Linked DNA regions of Homo sapiens: region 1 is linked to region 2. A link is an interaction called in ENCODE POLR2A ChIA-PET data of the cell type or tissue named here. Cell type or tissue: endothelial cell of umbilical vein. All regions are shown on one strand. Each heading gives the region's core, and the rest is flanking DNA. Links, peaks and the distances in the headings are about the cores only.

Region 1 (14,921 bases), core at 2,861-10,860, 87 kb before region 2:
TTCCTTTTGGGGTGATGAAAAGGTTTTGACGCAGCAAGAGGTGGTGGTTGGGCAGCATTGTGAACGCAGTAAATGCCATTGTATTGTACCCTCTAAGATGGTTGATTGTATGTTGTGTGGATTTCACCTCAATTTAAAAAAAGGAATTGTACCACTTTTTGAGGTTAACAGATAATCAAGGGAAAAGGTGTTTTGCCCCTGAATAAAAAAAAATAGGAAAATAGGCCCAGAGCCATGGTTCCTGAGTTTGGCTTTCTGCGTAGGCAGCTGACTTGGGGGCTTTGGAAAGCACCCTGCCAGCCTGGCCCGCTGACTGTGGCCACCTGGCGGGGGCATCTTCCTGGTCTCTGAAGATGGATCCTCAAGTCCCAGCCCAGCCTCTCCTCCCACCCTGTGCTGCTGGCAGGGCCCTTGTCCTGGGGCTTCCAGAAGACAGCGTGAAGGAGTTCTGTGTCTGGGATTGATCGTGGTTGGGTAGTTCTGACAAATTTCTCAAACCGACCTCCTCCCACAGAGCTGCCCGCAGGGGTCAGCCCCCCCACCCCACCGTGGGTGTACTGGACTCAGCCTTCTCACAGCGCCGGCATGGGCTGCTCAGTGGGAATCTCCAAGGCTGTCAGGCCATGTGGGCCTTGCCTGAGCCAGGGATCGGAGGGACAGCGAGCAGCCAGCGGAGTGGGGGCGAGGGGGCTGCTGAGATGTGAGTGGCAAGGGGGTGTGGGTCGCGGAGCCTGAAAGGCTGGGTGCACTTGGAGCACAGGGGACAAGGTGGGGTCGCTGCAGATGGGGTTGGGAGGTCGCCTGGGGATGGGTCACAGGCAAGGAAGGTGGGGGCATGATGGGGTCAGCACTGCTGTTTGCGGGGTCCTTCCAGGCCTGCTGTGGGAGAGACGAGATTGGAAGCTGGGACTGGTGGGTGGCGGGGATTCCAGCGAGAGGATGGCAGCAGGCGACTCTGGATGGAGAAAGTAGATGGATCTGGGCCTGGTGGGGGTGGGACCTGGCTGGGGGAGAGGTGCTGTTTGGGGATGGGGAGCTCAGGAGAGGAGCTGCGAGGTGGAGGGTGGAGATGGGGGTGCAGAAGTAGGGGTTTGGACAGTGTGTTTGATGGCCATGCAACTCCACGGGGAATGTGAGGGTGGGGGGCCAGGGGCGTTCAGGGCTGTGTCACAGACCGCGTAAAGGCAGACCTCCCCACTGCGAGATGCCCAGGCATGTTGGATAAAATCACAAAAACATTTTTAAAAGTACTGAGCTGGCAAGAGAGAAGGTGTAACCCCTAGTGCCAGAAATAAGAGGAAACTAAAACCTAAAGCTGAGTGCATGGGAAGGTCCACTTAGAAACCGCCGGGAACTGAGAGCTTCAAACCATCACTGCTGCCCCACGTCAGGATTGGGTGGATCAGCCCGTGGGGCGGGGCTCACCTGGGCGTGGCTTCATCTAGGTGGGGCTTATATGGGCAGGACTCACAGTGTGGGGCCATCTGGATAGGGCTGCATCTGGGCGGGGTGGCATCTGGGCGGGGCTTCATCATCTAGGCAGGCTTACCTGGGTGGTACTCATCTGGGCGGGACTCTATCTGGATGGGGCGCCATCATCTAGGTGGGCTTACCTGGGTGGGGCTTCATCTAGATGGGGCTTACCTGGGCGGGGCCCAACTGGGCGGAGCTTCAGTTGGGAAGGGTCAGCCAGCTGAACCATCTGCGGCCTTTGGTCCACCCCGGCTGGTGCAGCTGTCAGGCAGGCCCCCTCCAGGCTTTCTCCCCGATGCTGAGTCTCAGGGCAGTGGAGCAGAGTGGCAAGGTGATCCTGAGGCCCAGCCTGGAAGTCACATGGCATCACCTCCACAGTGTCCATAGGGCCAGCCCCCATTAAATGGGGGGGGCTGTCACCTCCACTTCTCGGTGCGGGGAGTAGCAGAGTCACATCTCAAAGGGCAGGTGTGGGGATGCAGGGAAATGCTGGCTTGGTAGGATGTTCTTGGGAGCACTCACAGGGAGGCCCAGGGCATGGTGGGGTTAGGGGAGATGTGTTGGTCCAGGACTGGGTGAAGCATTGCTGTCCAGTGAGGGCAGGTTGGAGCAAGGGTCAGACAGGAATCTGTGGCCTTGAGGCCTGGAGGCCAGGGGGCCAGGAAAGCCCCATAGGCCACTTCAGCACAGGGTCACCTGGGCAGCCTGGCCGAGTGAGGTACATGGTGTTCTGGAGGAGCCCTCCTGCCACACCTCTGAAGTGGAGTTCATAGTAGAAAGTTACAAGACAGAGGAGAAAGGGGTTCTCCGTGAGCACACTCCCTGGCATGCGTAAGGTCAAACCAAGCCAAGAGACTGAGGATAGAAACCACAAGGCAGGCCAGGCACAGTGGCTCACGCCTGTAATCCCAGCACTTTGCGAAGCCGAGGCAGGTGGATCACGAGGTCAGGAGGTCAAGACCAGCCTGGCCAACATGGTGAAACCCTGTTTCTACTAAAAATACAAAATTAGCTGGGCGTGGTGGTGCGTCTGTAATCCCAGCTACTCGGGAGGCTGAGGCAGGAGAATCACTTGAATCTGGGAGGCAGAGGTTGCAGTGAGCCGAGATCGTGCCACTACACTCCAGCCTGTGCAATTGTGGGAGCTTCTGAGGCACAGAGGGATGAGAAGGTTCCAGATGTAACTCCTGGGACTTCAGGAGCGAAAACAGGGGGAGAGAGGAGGCTGTTTTCTGCTCACGGCTGAGAATCTTCCCGAGTTGAATCATCAGGTTCATAAGCCCACACCCCAGATGGGAATCAGTGGCACAGCAGGCCCCTCAGATGCTCAGAACGCAGCATCTGAGGGGCCTAAGGGGACAGGCTGCAACCTCACAGGGGCCTCTGCTGGACTGGCTGAATACTGGAGGCCTGGAGGACTGTGGAGCGAAATCTTTCTAGGGCCACAGGGAGCAAAGTCAGAGTAGAGTTCTGGGCTTAGCTAAGCTGTCGTTCGTGGAGGAGAGCAAAATGGAAGACAGTTTTAGACGAAGACAAAAAAGTAACCGCCCCCAAATCATTGCTGAAGAAGTACTGGAAAATGTACTCCAAGAGGAAAATCAAAGTCAGAAGGAAGGAGTGGGAGGCAAGGTGCAATGGTGGGGCCCAGGAGTCGGGGAGGGAGTGGGTAGATGGGAGCAGCAGTCACCTTGGGGAGCGTGAGCATCCGTGCTCCTGGCAAGGGGGAGTGGAAATTCTGGACAGCAATGCCTGGACAGCAATCAGAGCTGGCACTGAGGTCTTTGATGGTTTGCAATAAGGCTGGATTTGAGACCATGAGCTAAGTGTGTGAATTACCACAGGGTAGGCACTAGGATAACAGTCCCAGAAGAAGGGATAACTCCTAAACCAGGGGAGGGAGAAAGAGAATAAAGGAAATAATCCAATCAAAGCAGGAAAGGATGAGAAGAGGGCAGCAAAGCAAAAGCACAACAAACAAAAAGCAAAAACTAAAGCTGTAGAAATAATTGCACGTAAGTCAGGCATCACAGGGAGTGGAGCAAATCCACCTCCCAGACAGAGACTGAGAGTGCACCTGTGCGTTGAACAATCCAACCTTGTGCTGTTGACGAGAGATGTCCACGAGACAGCTTCCGCAGAAAGGCTGAAAAGAAAGGGGCAGAAAAGGTGAACCAGGCGTTTACCAAAAGCAAGGAGGTGAGGTTCTTTCTCCCTGTATCAGGTAAGCACGGCGCTCAAAGCAGAGTGACAGCATGTTTCCCCACAGGGAGGGGATGGCTTCCTGCTGCACACCATCGGCTCCCAGGCCTGGCTGCCCCACCTCTTTAATCCTGGTCTCAGTCACAGGAGCTCTCGGGCAGCCCCTTCTCAGTGTTTTGTTTTGTTTTTTTTTGAGACAGAGTCTTGTTCTGTGGCCCAGGCTGGAGTATAGTGGCACGATCTTGGCTCACTGCTACCTCTGCCTCCTGGGTTCAAGTGATTCTCCTGCCTCAGCCTCTCGAGTAGCTGGGATTACAGGTGTGCACCACCACACCCAGCTAATTTTTGTATTTTTGACAGAGATGGGGTTTCATCATGTTGGCCAGGCTGGTCTTGAATTCCTGACCTCAAGTGATTCACCTGCCTCGGCCTCCCAAAGTGCTGGGATTACAGGCATGTGCCACCATGCCCGGCTAATTTTCTTTCCTTTCTTTCTTTCTTTTTTTTTTTTTTTTTTGAGACAGAATCCATTCTGTGGCCCAGGCTGGAGTATAGCAGCGCAATCTTGGCTCACTGCAACCTCCGCCTCCCAAATTCAAGTGATCCTCCTGCCTCAGCCTCCCGAGTAGCTGGGATTACAGGCGCCTGCCACCATGCCCAGCTAATTTTTATATTTTTAGTAGAGATGGGGGTTTCACCATGTTGGCCAGGGTGGTCTCGAACTCCTGACCTCAGATGATCCCCCTGCCTTGGCCTCCCAAAGTGCTGGGATTATAGGCGTGAGCCACTGCGCCCAGCCAGTGGGCATTTTGAAACTGTTGAAAGAACCAAGAGAACCCGAGGGACAGTGACAGGAGTGCTGGCTGTCGGCCTCACCTGGCTCCTTCCTGACCACTCCAAGGGACGTGAGGTCTCAGAGACAATGGGCACGGGGGCCACTCTCCTGTGCCCCGGCCCCTTCCCTCTGACCTAGGGAAGGCTTCCTGGCCTGCAGATCTCAGAGCCTGGGCCTGCTCAAGGTTACAGCTCGGCCATGTGGCTGCCTGCAGTGGGAGCGGGGCACTGCAGGGAATGATGGGAAACTGTAAGTCTGCTCAGCGCACCCATCAGTCGACCATCAGCACAGTCGATCTGCAGCCTCCCACAGCGTCTGAAATCCAAGGAAGTCCCATTGGTCTTCTCAAATTTGGTCCAATTGGTGTGCTCCAGACACTTCTGAAAAGGCCAAGGACTGTGGGTGGTAAGGCCTGCCTCAAAGCTCACTGTGGGGAGAGAATGGAAAAGCAGGTGGCGGTGCACCCCATCTTCCCTTCGCGGTGCCGCTTGGAGTATGGGGAAGACACATGGCTTCTCTCCTGAAGGCCCCAGGCCCAGCACCGCTTTGTCCGGGCCACTCTCTGGGGGTATCTGGGGCTCACTTTGGAACTATCCAAGGATATGCCTTTGGGGACAAATTCGGCTTGTGGATGAGGTTAGTTATGGTTCATTTTTGTTGTTATATATATATTTTAATCTTTTAAGAGATTGAAGTGTGGCTGGGCATGGTGGCCTACGCCTATAATCCCAGCTACTTTGGGTGGCCAAGGGGGACGGATTGCTTGAGCCCAGGAGTTTGAAGCTGCAGTGAACTACGACTGTGCCACTGCACTCCAGCCTGGGCAAGGGTGACAGAGCAAGACCCTCTCTCAAAAAAAAAAAAAAAAAAAAGAGCGAGACTGAGAGGGTGAAATGCAGTGAATATATAGGTAACCATTGAAAGCAAACCATCAGTGATATTTCCTGTATTCGCAATGTGGTGCAGCCATTGGCTCTCTCTGATTTCAAAGCTTTTCCATCATCCCATATAAACACCCTGTTTCTATTATGTAGTCACTCTTCACTCACCCTGCCTCTGGCCCCTGGAACCTCCAGTTGGCTTTCCATCTCTGCGGATTTGCCTGTTCTGGACGTTTCGTATAAAAGGAGTCATATGCTGTGGGGCCTTTTGTGTCTGGCTTCTTCCAGTTTCATCCATGTTGTAGCATGTGTTAGCATTTCATTTTTATGGCTGAATAATATTCCATTAGTGGACAGACCACTTTTTGTTTTCCATTCACCTGCTGATGGACATTTGGGTAGTCTCCATTTTTGGCTGTCATGAATGACACTGGCATGAGCGTGTGTGTTCGAGTCTTTGTAATTTGATTCTCTTGGGGAGGTGCTTGGGTGGAATTACTGTGTAGCTCCATCTTCAGCGTTTTTTTTTTTTTTTTTTTGAGGCGGAGTCTCGCTCCGTCCTGCAGTGGCGCGATCTTGGCTCACTGCAGGCTCCGCCTCCCGGGTTCATGCCATTCTCCTGCCTCAGCCTCCTGAGTAGCTGGGACTACAGGCACCCACCACCATGCCTGGATAATTTTTTTTGTATTTTTATTAGAGACAGGGTTTCACCGTGTTAGCCAGGATGGTCTCGATCTCCTGACCTCGTGATCCGCCCGTCTCAGCCTCCCAATGTGCTGGGATTACAGGTGTGAGCCACCATGCCCGGCCCATCTTCAGCTTTGAGGAACTGCCAACTGCTTTCCCCATTGTGATTCTTTTTTTTTTTTTTTTTTTTCCGAAATGGAGTTTCGCTCTTGTCACCCAGGCTGGAGTGCAATGGCGCAATATCTGCTCGCTGCAACCTCTGCCTCTCGGTTTCAAGCTATTCTCCTGCCTTAGCCTCCTGAGTAGCTGGGACCACAGATGTGCACCACCACACCCAGCTAATTTTTTTTTGTATTTTTAGTAGAGACGGGGTTTCACCATGTTGGCCAGGCTGGTGTCGAATTCCTGACCTCAGGTGATTCACCTGCCTTGGCGTCCCAAAGTGCTGGGATTACAGGCGTGAGCCACTGCAGCTGGCTTCCACTGTGGTTCTTGACAGAGAGTGGGTCATCGGAGGCGGGGTCGGTGAGTGCTGAGAGGGGCCTGAGAGGGCATCTATGGCCCTGCTGTGTGCTATGGCTTTGAGCTGCCCCAGCCCTGGTGAGCGGAGTGCCCTGATAGGACTCCCACTTCTCCTGTGCTTGTAAATCAAGTCAAACCCCTCGAAACCACAGGCCTGGGGAGGTCTTCAGAAGTGCGCTATGTCCTCCCGCCACGATCCAGGGATGGCCAGGGCCGTGCTCCGAGAATTCTGGAAGGCTCATATTGCGTGTTGACACTCGTGTGTGTGACTGCATCTTTCTCTCAATGGAAGGTTCCACGCACTGCTTCCCACGCCCCCACTTGAGTGGCAGTGACAAGGTCCCACTAGTCCTTTGCCCATCTCAGATCCCTCTGCAGACCCGACGCTGGGGTACAGGCTTTTTCCCCTCCTGGGCTGTAGCCCTGGAAGTGTGGGGGCATCTGTGAGGAGCTGGGGCTCAGGGCAGCCCTGGTAGCTGAGGAGAAGGCAGCTGGGGCCACACAGGCTTGGGCCACAGCCCAGAGGGGTCATCAGGCGGCCACGGGGAAAGGACCTGTATTGTTCTGTGTGCCCTGCATTGTCAGAGAGGTCAGCATTGCACTTTGACTTTCCTCAAACACGGATAATGGCACGCCAGCCTCATGGAGACTCCCAAATGGGGATCCTGTTTCTGAGGGTGCTGGATGGGTGGTAGGCACGTCCTGTGAAGACCATGCTGGTGTTAGCTGACCGGGTCCTGAGCTAGGAGGAGGGGCCTTGGTGGAGGGGGCAGGCTTGGCCCTGCAGGGATGGGTCAGTGCTGCCCTGGTTTTCATGCAGTGAGAGGCTGACTGAGAGCAGAGTGAGCTTAAATTCCAGCACTGGTGTATCATTAGATGTGGGTGGGTAAATAGAGCACAAACGCACCTAAGCTTATTAGTCTGGTACAGCTGCTACGGTTTTTAATATTCCCTTCTAAGCCTTTTTCTTGGCATCTGTGTGAGTGTTGTTGTGCGACTGTCTACCGCGTTCCCTGCCCGCTCTCTGCTGTGTGGCTTCCGTGTTGTCTTCTGCCGGCCACTTCCCCGGGCTTTGTGGATCCGACTATGAAACAGTGATGCTGGCGCTGTCTTCCTCACATGCAGTCCTGGCTTGAGGATGTTCTGCTAGTTTTTGCCGCTGTTGCCTGCTCTGCTTAATACAGCTCTTGCTGACCCATCAGGACTTCTGGGGACCATAGCCAAGCAGAGGCTGCAGGACATGGCCTTCCAGCACCTTCTGCTCCTGCAGCGGGCGGGGCGGGAGATGGTGTCTGATGGCGGGGGCGGTGCCGGCTTGCCTGGCCGACTTACTGATCCAAGCCCTGGAGCAGCTGACCTTGGGAGGAGTTGGGGAGGAGGGGCCCCGCCCACCCAGCAGGGCTGTCTCCAGGTTGAAACGAGCTCCCAGCTGCAGCGCTGTCTGTGCGGTGCCTGGTGCCATGAGGGGAGCGGTGGCAGCAGAGCTCCATGCTCACTGGGGACCCAGCTGAGCAAGTCCCTCCTCCAGCGCCAGGGAGAGGATTTTAAAAGCTGCTACCACTGTCCCTCCACAGCCGGCAGGACCGGGATTTCTTCCTCTGTGTCTCTTGACAGCAGAGACTGCAGCATGACAAAGCCTCAGGGTCGTCGTGAGCTGCCCGACCCAAATCCCTCAGGCTGGCCACCACCACGCACACGGGGCTTCAGGGAGCGCTGGGAGGGCCAAGTGAACTGGTTTTGTTTGAAAGGTCTTTCTCATGAGAGGCTCGAGGAGAGGACGCAGCCCAGGTCTTGGGCCGGGACCCCCGCTACCACTGGGACCCCCGAGGGTTTTGCTGCTGATGGATGAAGAGGCTCCTGTGGAACTGTGGCCTCTGCTCTGCACCTGAGCCCCGGGGGTCATAGAGGTTCTTGGGGTGGACTGCGGTGCGGGGCGGCGAGGGGACCGCAAGGAGGCACTCCTTTTGGCTCCTGGCAACTCTGACCAAAAAGGCAGGCCCATGGAAAAGGCAGTTTTATCCTCTGAAAAACCTCTCTGTAGACACTCTCTTCCTTGGCTCAGAACTCACAGAGCCAGAAGGAGGAGGGGGAGGGCCTGGGGTGGGGCAGGTAGCACCGTCTGGTGTCAGAGTGAAAGCACCCTGTGGTTAGGACAGCTTCTGAGTGCTGCCCGGCCGGGAGGGTGTGTCCCTGCGACCCGGGCCCTGGGCCACCTACTGCACAGGCTGTGAGGGTGGGATGTGGGCACCGGGACTCCTGCCCTAGCCCCAGCCGCCTGTGTGAGATGGAGGTGGCAGTGCTTCCCTGCCCCTGTAACTGGGGCACCCCTGGGGTGGCTCTGCACAGGATGAATCGGCACCTCCCCCTTGGGCCATGTGTCGTTGCGTGTGAGCTGTGACCACTGCAAGGTGGCAGGGCCCTGCAGTGTCAGTGCCTCCACTGGCCATCCCCTTCGGGGCCCCCCTTAGTTCCATGGAGCAAATGTTTCCCCTGGGAACTGGGGAGAGGCTCGTGACGGCCCACCTGCCCAGCCTTCCTCCCTAGGTACCAGTTTCCATCCCCCACTGTGCTCACCTGGGGACATTCTCAGGGTGTGTGTGACGTCTGCCACCTCCAGTCCTTGTGGACAAAGAGAGTATAAGTCAACCACAGTCAATAGCTGAATCCTGTTGGTCTAGAATTTTTCACCCTGTGTGATGGTTAATACTGCCAACCTGATTGGATTGGAGGATACAAAGTATTGATCCTGGGTGTGTCTGTGTGCGTGCTGCCAAAGGATGTTAACATTTGAGTTAGTGGGCTGGGAAAGGCAGGCCCACCCTTAATCTGGTGGGCATAAACTAATCAGCTGCCAGCACGGCTGGAATGTAAAGCAGGCAGAAGAACGTGAAAGGGCGAGACCGGCCTAGCCTCCCAGCCTACAGCTTTCTCCTGTGCTGGATGCTTCCTGCCCTGGAACATCGGCCTCCAGGTTCTTCTGTTTGGGACTCGGCTCTCCTTGCTTCTCAGCTTGCAGACAGCTTATTGTGGGACCTTGTGATTGTGTGAGTTAATACTTAATGAACTCCCCTTTATATATATGTATCCTATTAGTTCTCCCTCTAGAGAGCCCTGACTAATATACCCAGGCAAACCGGGATGTCTGGGGGCCTCATGACACTCACTCCTGGGGTGGCTCGGGACCTGGGCTACTGTCGAATTGCGGTGGGACAGATGCCTGTATTTTAGGGGCCGAGACTGGTAATGTGTGAGGAGGTCAGTGTTGTGCGTGTGCTGTCACAGAGTTAACTTAAGGGCGTCACTTGATGAAATGTGTGTGCGTGTCATGACACAGTAACTTGATGGGCGTCATTGATGGCACTTAGTACTTCCACACATTCTGCGACGGACCAGACCAGCTATGTATAAAAGTGGGTAACCCCAAGACCTTTCATGTAGATGAATTAAGTGCGGTCAAGTAAAAAAATGTGTTCCTCCTGACCTGTGGCTCCCCGAGGCAGATTGCAGGCTCTCGATGCCACTGGAGCTCTGTGGAGGGTCAGGGTTCTGTGCCCGCCCTGAGGAGCTCCGGGGAAGGACCCTCCATGTGGAGAGGCAGCATCTGAAGCGGCCGTGGGGCTGTCCCCGCCCTGTGCGTGCTGCGTGGTGCCGGCACTTCCTCGGGCTCCCCTGTCTGAGGAGGAGGGACGTGGTGGTGCCTCTTAGTGGCCACGGTGGGCGCCCTGCCCTGTTCCTCCACCTTGTGCTGAGGAAGCTTTGACGTGGGTGACAGGGCATGCAACCCCATGTGGCCCACGTGACTGGTACGGCTCACGTCCGGCAGCGTTTGGGTCCAGATGGTGTCCCGGGCCCTGCTCCGAGCTCTGCTCCAAGTCAGGGGCCTGCACTGTTTCTTCCGCTCTGCTCTGCACTTGGGATCCGAGTATCGCCACTTGCTGGGTGGGAGGCAGGCGGCTTCTCTGTAGGCCACCTGGTGCAACGGAAGGAGGCAGTGATCCCCTCCCTGACCCTCTCAAAACGGGCACGGAGTTAAAACAGTCACGTATTCATTCAACAAACATGAACTGGGTATGTATGATGTGCCAGGCTTTGAGCTTGGGACTTGGCAGAAAACCAGATGTCAGAGGCCCCGGCCTTCCTGGGTGCTTTCTTGCGAGGGTATAGCTGGCTTGGGGACATGGTTGGGGGCAGCACGGTCAGGGGCGTGGTAGGGGAATGCTGGCATTCTCACAGTCTAGGCAAGTCACGGGCCAGCCCAGCTCCGCAAAGAGGGGCAGAGATTTCACCTTTGGACAGGAGGAGAGGCGTGAACACACAGGACTGGACAGACGGACAGGCTGTTGGTGCAGCTTTGTAGTTAGCCACACCCCTGCTGCACCCCCCAATGCAGGGCTGGATCTCAACCCCCCACATTGTGCACTGGTTATCACCCCACTCTGTGCACTGGATCTCACCTCCACCCTTGTGCCCTCGATCTCACCCCACCTTGTGCCCTGGATCTCACCACCCAGCTTGTGCCCTCCATCTTGCCCCAGCTTGTGCCCTGGATCTCACCTTCACGCTTGTGCCCTGGATCTCACCTCCACGCTTGTGCCCTGGATCTCACCCCACCTTGTGCCCTAGATCTCGCCCCTCCTTGTGCCCTCAATCTCGCCACTGACCTTGTGCACTGGATCTCACACCCCCCTTGTGCCCTCGATCTTGCCCCCGCTTGTGCCCTGGATCTCAGCTCCACACTTGTGCCCTGGATCTTGCCCCTGCCACTGACCTTGTGCACTGGATCTCATACCCCCCTTGTGCCCTCGATCTTGCCCCCGCTTGTGCCCTGGATCTCAGCTCCACACTTGTGCCCTGGATCTTGCCCCTGCCACTGACCTTGTGCACTGGATCTCATACCCCCCTTGTGCCCTCGATCTTGCCCCCGCTTGTGCCCTGGATCTCGACCCCCCATTGTGCCCTGGATCTCGCTCCTCCTCGTACCCTCGATCTCGCCCCCGCCTTGTGTGCTGGATCTTGCCCCACTCTTGTGCCCTGGATCTCGGTCTCCACCTTGTGCCCTGGATCTCGCCACACCTTGTGCTGGATCTCACCTATTTTCCTTCTCAAGAGCTTCCTGCAGTGCTCCTCTCTTGTACTGGTCTCTCCCAGTCTGTGACTCCCATATAGGTGAAAACCTGCCATGACCTCTCCTGTCTCTAAAGCAGCAACCATGTAGCAGCCCCGCTTGGCTGCCATCTCTCGAGCTGCCACTCCGTAGCTCCTGGCCCTCTTTTCAGCAGAAGTCCTTGAAGAAGCTGTCTGGGTGCCCTCATGCAAGCCCACTGCTTTGTGTTCTGGTCGCTCCCCCAAGCAGCCCACCATGACCACCCATCGGGTCACCAATGGCCTCCCGTGTCGGTGCCCTGCACCCTGGCACGGGCACTGGCCTTCCCCACCCATGCGGCCTCCTGTGGAGCCAGGCCATCCACTGGCACCAGCTCTAGGTCCCTTGCCCTTGGTGCCTCACACTTGTATCTCCAGCCGGGACCTCTGCCCTGACGCTGCACTTGTTGGGACAGCTGCCTCCTTATTGTCTCCATGTGGACGTCTGCCAGGACCCCCCCTCCCATCTCACCTGCCCCCACCCCGCCCCCTCCATTCTCCTCCATCTCTGTTTCTATGGGTGCCTGGGCCTCACACCTGGAAACCCGCCTCAGCTCTCCTCCTAGTTTCTCACTGCACATCCTTCCGCACATCCTGTAGGCGTGGCCTCCAAAGTGTCTCCAGGAGCACATGTGTGTTTGCAGCAATGTCATTCCGAATAGCCACATGTCCATCAGTGGGTGAATAAATAAACAAGATGTGGTGTGTTCATGCGGTGGAATATTATTCAGCCTTAAAAAGGAAGGACATTCCGACACATACTACGGCATGGATGACCCGTGAGGACACTCTGCTGAAAAAGACTAAATCACAAAAGGACTAATATTGTCTGATTCCACCGACGTGAGGTCCCTAGAGGCATGATGTTCATAGATATGGAAAGTAGTCTGGTGGGGGCCAGGGGAGGGGAGCGGGCGTGAGTGTTTAATGGGGACAGAGTTTGGGAAGGTGAGAAAGTTGTGGAGAAGGGATGGTGGTGATGGTTGCACAGCAATGTGAATAAATTTTTTTTTTTTTTTTTTTTTTGAGACCGAGTCTGGCCCCCAGGCTGGAGTGCAGTGGTGCACTCTCAGCTCACTGCAAGCTCCACCTCCTGGGTTCAAGCGATTCTCCTGCCTCAGCCTCCTGAGTAGCTGAGATTACAGGCACGTGCCGCCACGTAAGGCTAATTTTTTGTATTTTTAGTAGAGATGGGGTTTCACCATGTTGGCCAGGCTGGTCTTGAACTCCTGACCTGACCTCAGGTGATCCACCCACCTTGGCCTCCCAAAGTGCTAGGATTATAGGCGTGAGCCACTGTGCCCAGCCCAGCAATAACATTTAATGCCGCTGAGTTGTACACTCATAAAAGGTTAAAAGGTCGATTTTGTGTTATGTTTACATCACTGCAATTTACCATAACAAATAATAGAAAAATGTTTGCAGGAGGTGACCCCTTCTGATGCCTCCCTGATCCCCGGCCGTGGCAGTCGCCCCTGAGCCGGAGTCCTTCCTTCTGCCCTGGCTCCTGTCCTGCCCCACCCGGCTGTTCTCGGCACAGCAGCCAGAGTGATCGTTGAAGCACACAATTCAATTCGGGTCATGACTCGCTGCTCAGGACCCCCCAGTGACTCCGTGTCAGTCGGAGTTAAGCCCCTTCAGGGTCAGGTACCCTCCCCCAGCTGTCCGCCCTCCATTTCAGCCACCCGGGGCTCCTTGCGGCTTCCCAGACACCCCGCCTTGGGTCCCCTCTGCAGGATGGCTGGTCCCATCAGCTCAGACACCCCGCCTTGTGGCCCCTCTGCAGGATGGCTGGTCCCATCAGCTCAGACACCCCGCCTTGTGGCCCCTCTGCAGGATGGCTGGTCCCATCAGCTCAGACACCCCCGCCTTGTGTCCCCTCTGCAGGATGGCTGGTCCCATCAGCTCAGACACCCCGCCTTGTGGCCCCTCTGCAGGATGGCTGGTCCCATCAGCTCAGACACCCCGCCTTATGGCCCCTCTGCAGGATGGCTGGTCCCATCAGCTCAGACACCCCCACCTTGTGTCCCCTCTGCAGGATGGCCCGTCCCATCAGCTCAGACACCCCGCCTTGTGTCCCCTCTGCAGGATGGCTGGTCCCATCAGCTCAGACACCCCGCCTTATGGCCCCTCTGCAGGATGGCTGGTCCCATCAGCTCAGACACCCCCACCTTGTGTCCCCTCTGCAGGATGGCTGGTCCCATCAGCTCAGACACCCCGCCTTGTGGCCCCTCTGCAGGATGGCTGGTCCCATCAGCTCAGACACCCCGCCTTGTGGCCCCTCTGCAGGATGGCTGGTCCCATCAGCTCAGACACCCCCACCTTGTGTCCCCTCTGCAGGATGGCTGGTCCCATCAGCTCAGACACCCCGCCTTGTGGCCCCTCTGCAGGATGGCTGGTCCCATCAGCTCAGACACCCCCGCCTTGGGTCCCCTCTGCAGGATAGCTTGTCCCATCAGCTCCCCTTAAATCCTGATTTAGCAGAGACTCACCCAGTGGGTCTCACCCGGGCTGAATTGGACCCCCAGGGGACACAGGCAATGTCATGTAGTGTGGGGGGTGCTGCTAGCCATCCCACAATGCACAGGAGAGCCCCTGACAAGGAACCCCCTGGCGCCAAGTGTCAGCAGTGCCTTGGGTGAGAAAGAGCCCAGCCCTAATCTGGAGTCCCGCCGCCTCCTGTGAGCCTCCCTCCTGCTATCTTGGACCGTTATCTGGGTGTGGTGGTAGCACCGCGGTCAAAGGCTGTCCCTGGCGTGTTGGGTCCGGCCACCTCTTCTGGCCTGGCGTTCCTGGTGACCTTGGTGGAGAAGAGCTGGGAGTGGGGAAGGAATCTCAGGAAAGCCCTGTTTCCTGCTCCCAGGTTGAAAATTCCAGGCCAGTGCTATGGGATGTCACCAAGGGAGCTTTGGGGACTCTGGTTCATGACTGGTGTGCATTGCACCTGAGTGTGACAGCCAGGCTGTGCTGAGCAGGGGCCGGAGTCCCCACCCCTCACACTGTTCCAGCTCCCACGACCTGGACCTGGTGCCTGTGTGTGGGGAGAGCGTTGGGATCCCCCTGGGGCTTATGAAGGGGCCTAATTGGATGGAGCAGTGCTGTCTGCGCGAAAGCAAAGGCTTCACCTTGCATGCTCGCCTGCTCTTGGATGAGAAACAGTGTAGTTAAGTATGTTAGGGATT
Region 2 (14,921 bases), core at 2,212-10,211:
GTTCGGGCACCTGCAGAGCTGCTGAGCAGCAGGGCTCAGCCACTGTGGAGTGCACGGCCCTGCGTCCAGCACGCGAAAGCTAACACACGGCTGGATGTGGGGACACAGCCCAGGGGGTCTTGGGTCCCCGCAGGCTCCCAGGAGGAAGTGGCGCAGCAGCCTTGGGGTCTGAGCCTCCTGATGAACGAGTTCTTTTCTGAGGTCCTGGGCCAGCAGCTCTCATGGGTGGGCCTTGTCCCCCCACTCCTGCTGACTGCCCTGGGGGGCAGCTGGGTCCTCCCTCGGCCACGCTGCTGCCCGGCACAGGCAGGAGCGAGGTTTCCAGAGGGGCAGACGTTGGGTACACAGGTCATTGCGGGACTGAGTCCTATGCTCAGCAGGGGAGGGAGCTCTACTGTGGTTGTGGATGGCTTCCCTGAGGCTTGGCCACTGGAGTCAGGGCTGCCCCCTTCCCTGCTCTGTTTCACTCTGCCTTTGTCCTGAGACTGCCTGATTCACCCATAAAGTTAAGGCTCTATTTGGGTAATTGTCCCCTGAATACTGTTCGTTCAATCAGGACAGGCAGCTCATGTAAGAGCCACAAAGGAGACCAAGCAGAATGGAAGGCTGGTTGTGCTGTCCCCTCACCCACAGGTGGTCAAGACACAGCCCCCTGCCCAGCTGAGCTGGCCACTCCACAGGGGCCCCGGAGGCAGCACTGCACATACTTTTCCTGTGACTTTCAAATCTTCTTTTTGCACATGAAACCCAACGATTTTTAGGGAAAAACATTCCCTTTGTTCAATTCTGTTCATCAGCCTTTCTCACTGAGCTGGGTGTGTTAGACAAGGAGACTGTCCCTGTGCTCCCAGGGACTCGGTGTTGGCTGGACCTAACCCTGGTGTCACGTCTGCTGAAAGAGACAGGCCGGTGGTGCTCCATTTACACAGACAGGCCCACATGGCCCTTGTCTGTGCTCTGATGAGGAAGAATATGATGAGGGACAGGGGACGAATTCGTGGGTGGATGCTCCCCAGGCACCTGAGACATGGTCTGGTCCCAAGAGACCCAGGAGGAGGCACCCAGAGAAGGTCCTCTGGGATGGGTGCCCTCAAGGAGAGACGGGCTGAGACATGGATGATCAAGGCACACTCGGAGCTTGGCAGGGCTGGACGGTGCGTGGAGAGGAGTGGGTGCCACTGGAGGTGGCATCTGGGAAGCTTGTCCTTCAGCAGGCTTTGAGCCGGACTCTGGGGGAGGGACAGTGAGGAAAGCCGGCCTCAGCCACATGCGGCCCCAGTCCTGGGGAGGGGAGCTTCTCGGGGCATGGTGGGCACCACAAGGGAGGTGGGTCCTGTGTGGGGGATGAGGGGAGGCTGCTTTGGTCTCGTGGCTTGTGGAGCGTTGGCCAGGCTGCAGGAAGGGAACCCGTGCGGGCCTCAGCTCGCACCTCCAGCTGGTTTTGCTTTTGGAGAAGATGGTTCCAGGTCCAGTTCTCATAAAGCTCTGCAGATAAATTTAACCACAAATCCAGTTTTTATTACTTGCAAGAAGGTAGATTTTGGTAACAAACCTTGAGGCTAATTTATCTGATTGCAGCACTGATGTGTGCAGATACACTTTTCTGATTACTTTATGACCCCTCCAATGAACACAAGCTAATCAACTGCAAAAGAGGATGAAGTCTGGGTAATAATTCTCACTGCTTTTTTCTAAACTTATTTACAATGCAATCACACAAGGCAAAGCATGAGGCGGCGGCCGTGCTGGGACAGTGGCGCTGCAGAGTCCCAGCGGGCGTGGTTTTCGCAGGTGGTTAAGTTGGGCCGTCCGCGGCACCCAGGGGGCCACAGGGCCTGACATCCTGGCTTTTGTGTCTCAAATGCAGTGGCCTCGTGGTCTATGCGGACGGACCTCTGAACTTGGACCGCAAGGTGGAAGACATGTCCGAGCTGTTCCGGCCCTTCCACACGTTGCTGCGGAAAATAAGGTGGGGATGGAGCTAGAGGAGGTGGGGGAGGGGAGGGGGACAGGAGGGCCACAGGTGGGCGCTGAAGTCATGTTTAGCCGCCGCCTCCAGGTCCTCCTCCTCTCTGTGAGGAAGGATGGGCTGGTTAATATTCCCTAGGGAGGGGTCACAAACGACCCATGGGGGTCACAGAGTCCTGGCTTTTGCCCCTGCCTGGGCATCGCATGGGGTGGGCGCTCTCTTGGGCTGAGCTGGGGGAGTGAACCTCACACTTCCTGACATGGTACAGCAACAGCTAAGTGTCCTGCTGTCCCCACCATTCCCATTGTCCCCACCATCCCCACCGTCCCCACCGTCCCCACCATCCCCACCATCCCCACCGTCCCCACCGTCCCCAAAGCGCTTGCTTCTGTTGGAGTCTTGGTGCTCCACCTGTGCCCTTTGTCTTTAGTTACTGGTTTACGTCTGTGTCCACATGGGAGACCCCCTTTTAAAACACGACGCCTTTCCTTCATATGGGCCAAGGGCTTTGCTGGGTGGCCTGAGCCGACAGAGCCCAGCCGTGGCTTCCTGGAGGGACGGGGGCCACGTGAAGCCCATGGCACATGTCCTCCATGTGCCACCCTGGCTCTGTGGCCTGGGACAGCTTGGTATTTCCTACCACGGCCCCTGATCACTGCAACCAGGTTTCCTTCGGGGACCCAGAAGCCTAGAACTCTGCCCCATGAGGGCCAGAGGTGCTGTGAGTCCAGACAGTGAAAAGTGACCCCGTGGGCTATGGGGTCCTCGTCACCCTTGCAGATGGGGTTGTGAGCTCTTGGGGCCTTGGCAGGTGGTCCTTGGCGTCAGTGGGTTCAGGGGCAGGGGTGCTTGGTTCAGTCCATGTTTCATCTGGGAGATGGCTGTCGCTGCTTTCCTCCTGCTTGGGGGGATGTGAGCCCTGGACCTGGAGGTTGCAGTCTCATCCTTCCTTGGGTGACGTGGAGGAGACCACAGTGAGGAGAGGAGACAGATGCCACCTACACCAGGAAGGCACATGCACCCCCTGCCCCACATATGGGGGTCTTACAGGAAAGGTGGCGCAGGTGCCGGGCCGTGGCTGGAGAAGGAGCCTCCTGGGCGGTGTGGGGCTGGAAGGGGGCACCGGCCACACAGGAGTGGAGTGGACGTCCTGGGAGCATATCTGCCCTTGGCCTGCATGGGTGATGGAGAGGAGGATGAAGCTGAACGGGCTGGAGGCAGAATGCTGTCGAGGGATTAATGCTAGGATTACAGGTGGACCACCATGCCCAGCTAATTAAAAACAATTTTCTTGTAAAGATGGGGTCTCGCCATGTGGCCCAGGCTGGTCTTGAACTCCTAGGCTTAAGCTTTCCTCCGGCCTCGGTCTTCCAAAGGGTTGGGATTACAGGTATGAGTCACCTCACCTTGCAGAAAGCTGTGTGGGTGGAACGTGCCTCTGCTGCCCACCCAGGGGCCCTGATGTGGGAACCTCACCCATGGGTAAGGCAGCGGGGACCCAGGTGTGCACCCACAGGCTGGCCCTGCCGCCCCGATGGAACTGCTGCTTGTGCCCCCCGCCCACCCAGGGAAAACAGTGAGAATCCACAGATGAGCCTGCATCTCCTCCAGCGTCAGGGTTTGAGGACTTATCCGTTACTGTCCACGTGTAGTGGTGTGATCTCAGCTCACTGCAGTCTCCGCCTCCAAGTTCAAGAGATTCTCCTGCCTCAGCCTCCTGAGTAGCTGGGATTACGGGTGTACGCCACCATGCCCGGCTAATTTTTATATTTTTAGTAGAGACGGGGTTTCACCATGCTGGTCAGGCTGGTCTTGAACTCCTGACCTCAGGTGATCCGCCCGCCTCGGCCTCCCAAAGTGCTGGGATTACAGGCGTGAGCCACTGCGACCAGCCAAAAGATCCTGCTTTTAAAGGTACCTGAACTGTGGAAGTAAGGACTGGGTGAACTAAGAGCCTGGGGAAGGGAGCCTTTGGAGGTGAGCTGCAGTCTACTTGGCTGTTCTTCCCCAGGGAAGATTTGATGATTCCAGGCTTGTCCAGGGCCCAGGCTTCCCAGGCAGAGAAGCTCTGCTGGGGAAAGAACATCTAATCAAGGGCTGGTGAAACAGGCTGGCAGCTTGGGGGCATTCAAGCAGCACGCCTGCCAGTCCTGGGGAAGCAGGAAATCCAGGCAGAAAGCCCCCTGACAACAGGCTTCCTGCAGTTTCCAGGTGCTTAGGAACAAAAGCATGCCTTGAGGCCGGCGCGGTGGCTCATGCCTGTAATCCAGGCACCTTGGGAGGCCCAGGCGGATGGATCACCTGAGGTCAGGAGTTTGAGACCAGCCTGGCCAACATGGTGAAACCCTGTCTCTACTAAAAATATAAAAATTAGCTGGGCGTGGTGGCGGACGCCTGTAATCCCAGCTATTTGGGAGGCTGAATCAGGAGAATCATTTGAATCTGGGAGGCGGAATTTGCAGTGAGCTGAGATTGCGCCACTAAATTCCAGCCTGGGCGACAGAGCAAGACTCTGTCTCAAAAAAAAAACAATCAAACAAAAAGCATGCCGTGAGCACACTGCTAGAGACGTTTGCCAGATTTTGAAGTTGCATGTGGCTGGAGGCTGAGCTGGAACTTGGAAGGACAGAACTCGGTCTCCTGCAGACTTTGGGGTTTGAGAAGGCAGAGAGTGCAGCAGGCTCAGAACTGCAGTAACCAGGCCTAAGCGCAGCCAAACCTCAACCTACTCCGTGTCCGAAGGGAATGCAACAATGGACCTCATGCGGTCAGCCTAACAGAGAAAGGGGTAGTCCCCTCTGGTGGAAAAGGTGTCATCTGTAACCTTTATGATTCTTTTATATCCAATGTCTGTCATATAATCCAAAATTGCTTAAAATGTTGGCCGGGCACAGTGGCTCACTCCTGTAATCCCAGCACTTTGGGAGGCCAAGGTGGGCGGATCACCTGAGGTCAGGAGTTTGAGACCAGCCCAGCCAACATGGCAAAACCCCATCTCTACAAGAATACAAAAATTAGCCAGACATGGTGGTGCATTCCTGTAATCCCAGCTACTTGGGAGGCTGAGACCAGAGAATCGCTTGAACCCAGGAGGTGGAGGTTGCAGTGAACCAAGATCGTGCCACTGTACTCCAGCCTGGGTGACAGAGTGAGACTCTGTCTCAAAAAAAAAAAAAAAAAGTTAAAGAAACAAGAAAATACTGTAATCCCAGCACTTTAGGAGGCCAAGGTGGGTGGACCACAAGGTCAGGAGATCGAGACCATCCTGGCTAACACAGTGAAACCCCATCTCTACTAAAAATATAAAAAATCAGCCAGGCATGGTGGTGCGCACCTGTAGTCCCAGCTATTTGGGAGGCTGAGGCAGGAGAATTGCCTAAACCTGGGAGGCAGAGGTTGCAGTGAGCCGAGATTGCACCACTCCACTCCAGCCTGGGCTACAGAGCGAGACTCCATCTCAAAAAAAAAAAGAGAGACAAGAAAATATATCTGATAGTTGAGAGAAGAGCCAGAAAGTGGATGCAGAGTTCTGATGATCCAGATAACTACTCCCAAGAATGTGAACACAGTGCTGATTAACATGTTAAAGAAAATAGAAGGGGGCAAATTAGATAAGAGGATAGAGAATTTAACAGAGAATTGGAATCTATACAGAGAGACACAACCAAGTGTGGTGGCATGCACCTGTAGTCCCAGCTGCTCAGGAGGCTGAGGCCGGAGGGTCACTTGAGCCCAGGAGTTCTAAATCCTAGTGTGCTATGCTGATCAGGTGTCTGCACTAAACTTTGGCATCAATATGGTGACCTCCTGTAGCAGGGAACCACCAGGTTGCTTAAGGAGTGGTGAACCTGCCCAGGTCAGAAATGGAGTAGGTCAAAACTCCCATGCTGATCAGTAGTGGGATTGCACCATTACAGTGCAGTGTGATAGCCACTGCACTCCAGCCAGGACAACATAGCAAGACTCCATCTCTAAAGAAAGAAAGAAAGGGGAAGGAAAAAAAGGAAAGGAAGGAAGGAAGAAAAAAATGACATTCTAAAGCTAAGAAAATTCACAATTTGACAATAAGGACGCAGTAGATGGGTTTAATAGCAGATCGGACCCAGCAGAACACAGAAGTAGTCAGCTTGAGGATAGCTTAATAGAAGAGACCCAAACTGAAGCTCGGGCAGGAAAAAAGAGGGGAAAAACAACAAGAAACAACAATAGAAAACCAGAATAGAGCATAAGAGACACGTGTAACAAACTCAAAAGGCCTAAAAAACATAATTGGAATCCCAGAAAGAGAGAAAAGAGAGAAGGGGCAGAAGTAATATTCAAAGAAGTCATGGCTAAACATTTCCCCAAATTCCAAAAGACAAAAATCTCTAGCCACAGATTCAGCAAGAAAACTACAAACAAAAAACCAACCAGCATACCTGGGTATATCATAGTGAAATTGCCAAAAACAAAGACAAAAAATTTGACAAGCAGCAAGAGAAAAAGGACATACTACTTTGAAACGAACATAAGATGGATAGCTGTCTTCTCAACAAATGAACAGAAACAATGGAAGCTGACAAGCAGTGAAATAACGTATATTTAAACTGCCGAAGGAGGTTGGGCACAGTGGCTCCCGCCTGTGATCCCAGCACTTTGGGAGGCTGAAGCGGGAGGATCACTTGAGCCAGGAGTTGGAGACCAGCCTGGCCGACATGGTGAAACCTCGTCTCTACTAAAAATTCAAAAATCAGCCAGGCGTGGTGGCGGGCGCCTGTAATCCCAGCTGAGACACGAGAATCACTTGAACCTGGGAGGCGGAAGTTGCAGTGAGCAGAGATCACGCCACCGCTTTCTAGCCTGGGCAACAGAGTGAGACTCTGTTTCAAAAAGAAAACAAAACAAAAAAAACTGCTGAAGGAAAATAGCTGACAACCAGCATTTTATAACCAGCAATAATATCCTTCAAAAATGAAGGTGATATTTTGCCTTCATGAATTATTCCAAAACATAGAACTGAAGGAATTTGTTATCAGCAACCTGCACATAAAACAATTAATTGGAGTTCTTCAGAAAAAAAAATTGTATCAGATGGAAATGTAGAAATGCTAGAGAGGCCAGGTGCGGTGGCTCCTGCCTGTAATCCCAGCACTTTGGGAGGCCAAGGCAGGAGGATTCCTTGACCTCAGGAGTTTGAGACCAGCCTGGACAACATAGTGAGGCTCTCTAGTTAAAAAAAAGAAAAATTAGCTGGGCATGGTGGCATGCCTGTAGTTCCATCTTACTCAGGAGGCTAAGGTGGGAGGATCATTTGAGCCCAGGAGTTTGAGGTTGCAGTGAGCTATGATTGTGCCACTGCACTCCAGCTTGGATGACAGTGAGGCCCTGTCTTAAAAAAAGTAATGCAAGAGAGACTGAAGAACATGATGTGGGTTAACATAAGTGAATATTAACTGTACAAAATAATTATAGTGTCTGTGGAGTTTAAATTGTACATAGTACTAAAATTCATGATATACAAGTAGCAGAAAAGACAGAAAGGGGTAAATGGAATTTTAAAGTTGTACTGGAAATGTGATTGAATAAATTATTTATATTAGAATGTGATCAGTCAAGGATCACTATTACAATATTAGGATAACACTAAAATAATAAAGATGAATAACTAGCAAATTCATAGAAGGAAAAACATCCAAAATAAGGTAAGAGCAGAGAAAGAGAAGATACAACAAATGGACCAAATAGAAAAAAATAGTAAGATGAAAGATACAAACCCAACCACATCAGTGATTACATTAAATACAAATGGACTAAATATTCTAAGTGTAAAACCAAGATTACCAGTCTGGGTTGAAACAGCAGCAACAACAGCTGTACTTGGCTGACGAGAGACCCAGTCCTGACACAAGTACGTGAACAAGGTTGAGAGTAAATAGACAACATAAACCATGCAGACACCACCCAAAGAAAGTTGTTGTAGTTATATTTATCAAAGTAAACTTTAAGGCAAGAAAGATTACTACAGATAAAGAGAAATATTTCATGCTGATAAACAGGCAATTCAGTAGGAAGATGTCACAATCCCAAATCTGTATATATGGGCTGAATAACATAGCTGTAAAACTTATGTAAAGCAAATAACAGAAATATAAGGTGGAATAGACAAATCCAAAACCAGCAGGATACTTTAATTTACCTCTCTATAACTGATGGAACTAACAGGAAAACCCTTGAGAATGTAAGAAATCTCAATAACAAAACTAATAAACTTGACCTGACTTACATGTGTAAGTTACATCCAACAATTGCCAGAATTCACGTTCTTTTTTTTTTTTTTTTTTTGAGACAGAGTCTCACTCTGTCGCCCAGGCTGGAGTGCAGTGGTGCGATCTCGGCTCATTGCAACCTCTGAATTGCAACCCAGGCTCAAGCAATTCTCCTGATTACAGGCACGTGCCACTACTGCCTGGCTAATTTTTGTATTTTCAGTACAGACTGGGTTTCACCATTTTGGCCAGGCTGGTCCTGAACTCCTGACCTCAAATGATCCACTCACCTCGGCCTCCCGAAGTGCTGGGATTACACACATGAGCCACCGGGCCCACCCTTATGTTCTTCTTAAAAGTATGTGGAGGCTGAGTGCAGTGGTTCATACCTGTAGTCCCAGCACTTTGGGAGGCCCAGGTGGATGGATTGTTTGAGCCCAGGAGTTTGAGACCAGCCCAGGCAACATGACGAAACACTGTCTCTACAAAAAATGTAAAAAAATGGGTGTGGTGGCACATATCTGTGGTCCCAGCTACTTGGGAGGCTGAGGTAGGAGGATGGCTTGAGCCCAGGAGGCAGAAGTTGCAATGAGCTAAGGTCATCCCACTGCACTCCAGCCTGCACCACACAGCCAGACCCTATCTAAATAAATAAATTAATTAATTAAAAAAAAAAGCATGTGGACCATTTATCAGAATTGATTATATGACAGACCGTAAAGAAACCCACAGTGAACCTCAAAGACAGAAAGTATTCATAATATGTACTCTGACTTTAGTGAGCCAGGTATCAAAAAAAAAAAAAAACCTGGAAAAACCTGGAAAAATCCCCAATTACATGATAAATTAGGCAAAACACTTCTATTTATTTATTTATTTGAGACAGAGTCTTACTCTGTCACCCAGGCTGGAGTGCAGTTCGCATGATCTTGGCTCACTGCAACCTCCGCTTCCTGAGTTCAAGCGATTCTCGTGCCTCAGCCTCCTGAGTAGCTAGAACCATAGGCATGCGCCTCCATGCCTGGCTAATTTTTGTATCTTTAGTAGAAACGGGGTTTCACCATGTTGGCCAGGCTGGTCTCGAACTCCTGGTCTCAAGTGATCTGCCCGCCTTGGCCTCCCAAAGTGCCGGGATTATAGGTGTGAGCCACTGTACCTGGCCCAAAACACTTCTTTTTTTTTTTTTTTTTTTTTTTTTGAGGCAGAGTCTCGCTCTGTCGCCCAGGCTGGAGCGCAGTGGCGCGATCTCGCTCACTGCAAGCTCCGCCTCCTGGGTTCATGCCATTCTCCTGCCTCAGCCTCCCGAGTAGCTGGGACTACAGGCGCCCGCCACCACACCCGGCTAATTTTTTGTATTTTTAGTAGTGACGGGGTTTCACCATGTTAGCCGGGATGGTCTCAATCTCCTGACCTCGTGATCCACCTGCCTCGGCCTCCCAAAGTGCTATGATTACAGGCGTGAGCCACCGCGCCCGGCCCCAAAACACTTCTAAATAATTCCTTGTTCATTGCAGAAGTCAATGGAAATTTTTCTTTTTTTTTCTTTTGTAATATAGATGGGATCACACTATGTTGCCCAGGCTGGTTTTGAACTCCTGTGCTCGAGCCATCTGCCTGCCTTGGCCTTCCAAACTGTTGGGCATGAGCCACTGTGCCTGGCCAAAATTTAAAAATAGTTTTAACTACATGATAATAGAGATATGATATATCCATGTGGCCAGGCCCAATGGCTCATTCCTGTAATCTCAGCATTTTGGGAGGCTGAGGTGGGAGGATCACTTGAGCCCAGGAGTTCGAGACCAGCCTGAGTGAGGCAATTCTCCCACCTCAGCCTCCTGAGTAGCTAGGACTACAGGTGTGAGCCACCACACTTGGCTGTTTCTTTTTGTATTGATTCCAATTATCTGTTTAAATTCTTCATCCTCTTATCTAATTTGCCCCCTTTAATTTTCTTTAACATATTAAAACAACAATAAAAAACTTAGTTGGGCATCATGGCACACGCCTATAGTCCCAGCTACTTGGGAGGCTGAGGTAGGAGGATTGCTTGAACCCAGGAGTTTGAGGGTGCAGTGAGCTATGATCCTGTCACTGTATTCCAGTCTGAGCAACAGAGTAAGACCTCATTTCTAAAAAAACAAAAAGGAAAATTAAGATGAGGCCTAAGCAGTGTTTTGAAGGAAATTTATAGCACTAAATGCTATAAATTAGAACAGAATAAAGGATGAAATTCAATTATATAAAATTTTGTCTAAAGAAGCTAGGAAATAATAAGTTTATCATACCTCAAGAAAGCAGGAGAAAAGAAATAATAAAAATAAGAACAGATGTCAATGAAATGCAAAACAAATGTATAGTAGGGGAAAGACAAACCCAAAAGTTAGGTTTTTTGTTTGTTTGAGGCAGAGTCTAGCTCTGTCACCCAGGCTGGAGTACAGTGGTGCGATCTCGGCTCACTGCAGCCTCTGCCTCCCAGGTTTAAACAATTCTTCTGCCTCAGCCTCCCAAGTAGCTGGAATTACAGATGCCTGCCACCACACCCAGCTAATTTTTTTGTACTTTTAGTAAAGACAGGGTTTCACTGTGTTGGCCAGGCTGGTCTCGAACTCCTGACCTTGTGATCTGCCCACCTTGGCCTCCCAAAGTGCTGGGATTATAAGCGTGAGCCATCATGCCAGGCCCCAAAAGTTAGTTATTTTAAAAGATTAATAAAATTGATAAATTCCAAGCTGGACTAGTTCAAGAGAAAAAAGATAAAACATAAATTACTAATAATATAGATGGAAAGGAGACATCACCACAGACCTTACAGATATTAAAATGATATGAGGATATTATAAACAACTTTATATCACTAAATTTGACAATTTGCATTGGACAAATTCCTCAAAAAAGCAATTAATCAAAGCTAACAGAAGAAGAAATAGAAAACCTTTTAATCCAATATCTATTAAAGAAGTTGAATTCATTATTTTAAAACCTTCCCACAGAGAAAACATCAGACACAGATGGCTTTCCTTATGTATTCTTCTAAACATTTAAAGAAGAAATAACACAAATCTTATATAAATTCTTTCAGGGAATAGAAAAAAAGACATTTTCTAACTTTTTTTATAATTATTGAACAAACTCTCACTTTGTCATGCAGGCTGGAGTGTGGTGGCACAATCTAGACTCACTGCAATCTCTGCCTCCCAGGCTCAAGCGATCCTCCCACCTCAGCCTCCTGAGTAGCTGAGACCACAGGCATGCACCACCATGCCCAACTAATTTTTGTATTTTTTGTAGAGACAGGGTTTTACTGTGTTGCCCCAGCTGGTCTCAAACTCCTGGGCTCAAGCAATCTGACTGCCTTGGCCTCCCAAAATGCTGTGATTACAGGCATGAGCCACCATACCCAGCCCTAACTCTTTTTTTTGTTTTTCAATAAGAGTATAATCTAGACATTTAAACCTGACCAAGATATTACAAGAAACAAAAACTACACCAATCTCTCATGAACATAGATGCAAATACCCTTAAAAAGATACAGACAAATGAAAATCAACCATATATAAATAAGATATATCATGACCAAGAGAAATATATCTGGGCACAGTGGCTCACACTTGTAATCCCAGGACTTTGGAAGGCTGAGGCAGGAGGATCGCTTGAGCCCAGGAGTTTGGGACCAACCTGGGCAATATAGTAAGACCTGATCTCTACAAAAAATTTACAAATTAGTTGAGCATGGTGGTACACATCTGTACTGACAGCTACTTGGGAGGCTGAGATGGGATGACTGCTTGAGCCAGGGAGGCAGAGGCTGCAGTGAGCTGTGATCAGGCCACTGCACTCCAGCCTGGGTGACAGCGCAAGACATTATCTCAAAATTAAAAAAAAAAGAAATGTATTCCAGATATGCAAGACTGGCTTAACATATGGAAATCAAATTGATGTTTTGCCACATTAATTTTAAAAATTGGAAGAAAAATCATATAATTTTGAAAGATTCAAGAAAAGCATTTGAAAAAATTTCACACCAATTTTATGGTGAAAACATCTCTTAGCAATAAACAAAACAGAACAAGAAAAGCATCTCTTAGCAAACTAGGAATAGGAGGGAATTTCCTTAACCTGGTCACAGATAGATATAGAAACAGATTTCGTCCGTGCGTATCTCTGTGTGTGTGTTGTCTGTTGTGTGTGTACTGCAGCACACTTCCCTGAGATTGGGAAGAAGATGTCTACTATTCACTATCTCCATTTAACATTGTTTTCTGGCCCAGCAAGTGCAATAAGGCAAAAATAGAAGGAAAATTAGGAAGTTACACAGCATTGGAAATGAAGGACTAAAACTGCCATTTTATGTAGATAACGTGATCAAGTACCTAGGAAACTCAGGAGCATCTTCAAACTATTAGAAATAATAAGTAGATTTAGCAAGGTCACTAGGTGAAACATCAATATACAAAAATAAGTGGTCTTTCTGTATGCCAGCAATAAATAAATGCGAAATGAAATCAAAATACTGTCTTAGTCAATTTTGTGTTGCTATCACAGAATACCTAAGACTCAGTAATTTATAAAGCAAGGAGGTTCGTTTAGCTCATGATTCTGGAGGTTGGGAGGTCCAAGATCAAGTGGCTGCATCTGGTTAATTTCTTGTGCGGACCTCGTGCTCTGTCATAACGTGGCAGAGAAGCAGGAGGGGAAGGGGGCGTGTGCAAAGAGGCCAAACACAAGAGGCAACCTCACTTCATGACAACCCACTCTTGTGGTAACTAATTTGGTCTCATGAGAAATGCATTAATCTCCTTAATGACCTAATCACCTCTTAAAGACACCACCTCTAAACACCACCACATTGGGAACTAAATTTCAACCTGAGTTTTGATGGGGACAAACCACCCCTAAACCATAGCAAATACCACCTATGGTAGTGCCAGTAAATATCAAATACGTAAGCATAAATCAAATTAACGATGTCCAAGACCTCCATTGAAAGTTATAAAATGTTATTACCATAAATTTTTAAAGCCCTGGACAGCAATTCCATTCAGAGAGAGGAACCCCTGATGTTATGAAGATATCAGTTGGTCTCAAATTAATCTATGAGTTCAATGCAGTCTCAATCAAAATCCCAGAAGCTAGCTAGCTTCCTTCCTTCCTCCCTCCCTCTTTCTCTCTTTTCTTTCCTTCCTTCCTTTCTTTTCTTTTTTCTTTCTTTTCTTTTCTTTTTTCTTTTCTTTTCTTTTCTTTCTTTCTCTTTCTTTCTTTCTTTCTTTCTTTCTTTCTTTCTTTCTTTCTTTCTTTCTGTCTTCTTTCTTTCTTTCTCTCTCTCTGTCTCTCCTTCCTTCCTTTCTTGCTTTCCTTCTTTCCTTTCTCTTTCTTTCTGCATTCTCTCCTCCCCCTCCCCTCCCCTCCCTCCCTCCCTCCCTTCCTTCCTTCCTTGTAGAAATTGATAAACTAATACTAAAATGCATGTGGAGATGCAAGGGGCCTGGAATAGCCAAGCAGCAGCAGAACGTTGTCTGTTCTACTCTCAATGGGCTTTGGGTAGTTTCCACAAATAGTGCTGCTGTGACTACCCCTGTGTGTGTCTCCAGGTGAACATATGTATGCTTTTCTGCTGTGTGTACTTCATAAAAAAAGAACAAAGGCCAGGCACAGTGGCTTATGCCTATAATCCCAACACTTTGGGAGGCTGAGGTGGGAGGAGCTCTTGAGCCCAGGAGGTCGAGGCTACGGTGAGCTGTGTTTACATCACTGAACTCCAGCCTGGGTGACAGAACAAGACCCCATTTCTTAGAAGAAGAAGAAGAAGAAGAAAATTGGAGACATCTTCTATTGTAAAGCTATAGTAATCCTGACAGATATGGTACAAGGATGGACTTGAGACCCATTCAATAGAACAGAAAGTCTAGAACAGACCAATGCATATATAGGTCTCTGATTTAAGGCAACGTGACATTACAGAACAGCGGGAATGGTTGTTTTTCTTTCCAATAAATGGGCTGAGTCAATAGAAGACCACATGAGGAAAAATGTCTCATATGGTTATCTATTAGTGTCTGGGTTCTTACCACTACTGTACACAAAAATCAACTCCAGACAGAGTGTAGATATAAATATAAAAAGTAAAACAATAAAATCCAGGCATGGTGGCTCATGCCGTAATCCCAGCACTTTGGGAGGCCAAGGCGGGAGGATCACTTGAGGCCAGGAGTTCAAGACCAGCCTGGGCAACATAGTGAGACCCTGTCTCTAAAAAAAATTTTTTTAATTAAAAATAATTAGCCAGATACGGTGGTCTGCACCTGTAGTACCAGCTGCTCAGGAGGCTGAGGCAGAAGAATAATTTGAGCTGAGGAGTTTGAGTCTCCAGTGGGCCATGATCATCCCAGATTTGGGCCACAGAGCAAGACCATGACTTAAAAAATAATAAAAAGCTTTTAGAGGAAAATATCAAGGAGAACATCTTTGTGACCACAGAGTGGGAAGAGATTTCTTAAACAGGACACAAAGCACTAATCATAAAGAAAAAATGTTATAATTGGACTTTATTAAAATTTAAAACTTCCTCAAAAGCACCATTAAGAGAATGAAAAGGCAAGCCAAAGAGTTGGAGAATATATCTAATAAAGAACTCAAATCCAAAATATATAAAGAACTCAATCAATAAGAAAAAGGCAGACAACCCAATTAGTAATGGGCAAAAAGCTTGA

Evidence for each region. ChIA-PET counts read pairs that join two places held together with the same protein. Peaks named below come from ENCODE experiments on the same cell type or tissue, not always from the same donor. Only the 100,000 strongest peaks of a DNase experiment are listed, where the experiment ranks them.
Region 1: POLR2A ChIA-PET joins it to region 2 with 6 read pairs; 4 of 35 experiments call an interaction of 5 or more read pairs at or near these places.

What each region holds. Positions count from the first base shown.
Region 1 is chr4:2,395,316-2,410,236 of GRCh38, reverse strand. All of the region lies in intron 1 of ZFYVE28 (zinc finger FYVE-type containing 28), which reads left to right. Among named protein-coding and RNA genes, the nearest start is that of ZFYVE28, 16 kb to the left of the region's middle. RefSeq lists enhancers at 1,508-1,567, 1,646-2,151, 8,020-8,691, 8,812-8,871. In endothelial cell of umbilical vein, for the core only: no CTCF peak of the experiment used is centred there; a DNase peak (open chromatin) is centred at 7,146.
Region 2 is chr4:2,307,218-2,322,138 of GRCh38, reverse strand. It overlaps ZFYVE28 (zinc finger FYVE-type containing 28), which reads left to right. Exons shown (of 13, transcript NM_020972.3): 7 at 1,868-1,969. It also overlaps the pseudogene RN7SL589P. Among named protein-coding and RNA genes, the nearest start is that of MXD4, 53 kb to the right of the region's middle. RefSeq lists an enhancer at 1-235 and a silencer at 1,643-1,937. In endothelial cell of umbilical vein, for the core only: no CTCF peak of the experiment used is centred there; no DNase peak of the experiment used is centred there.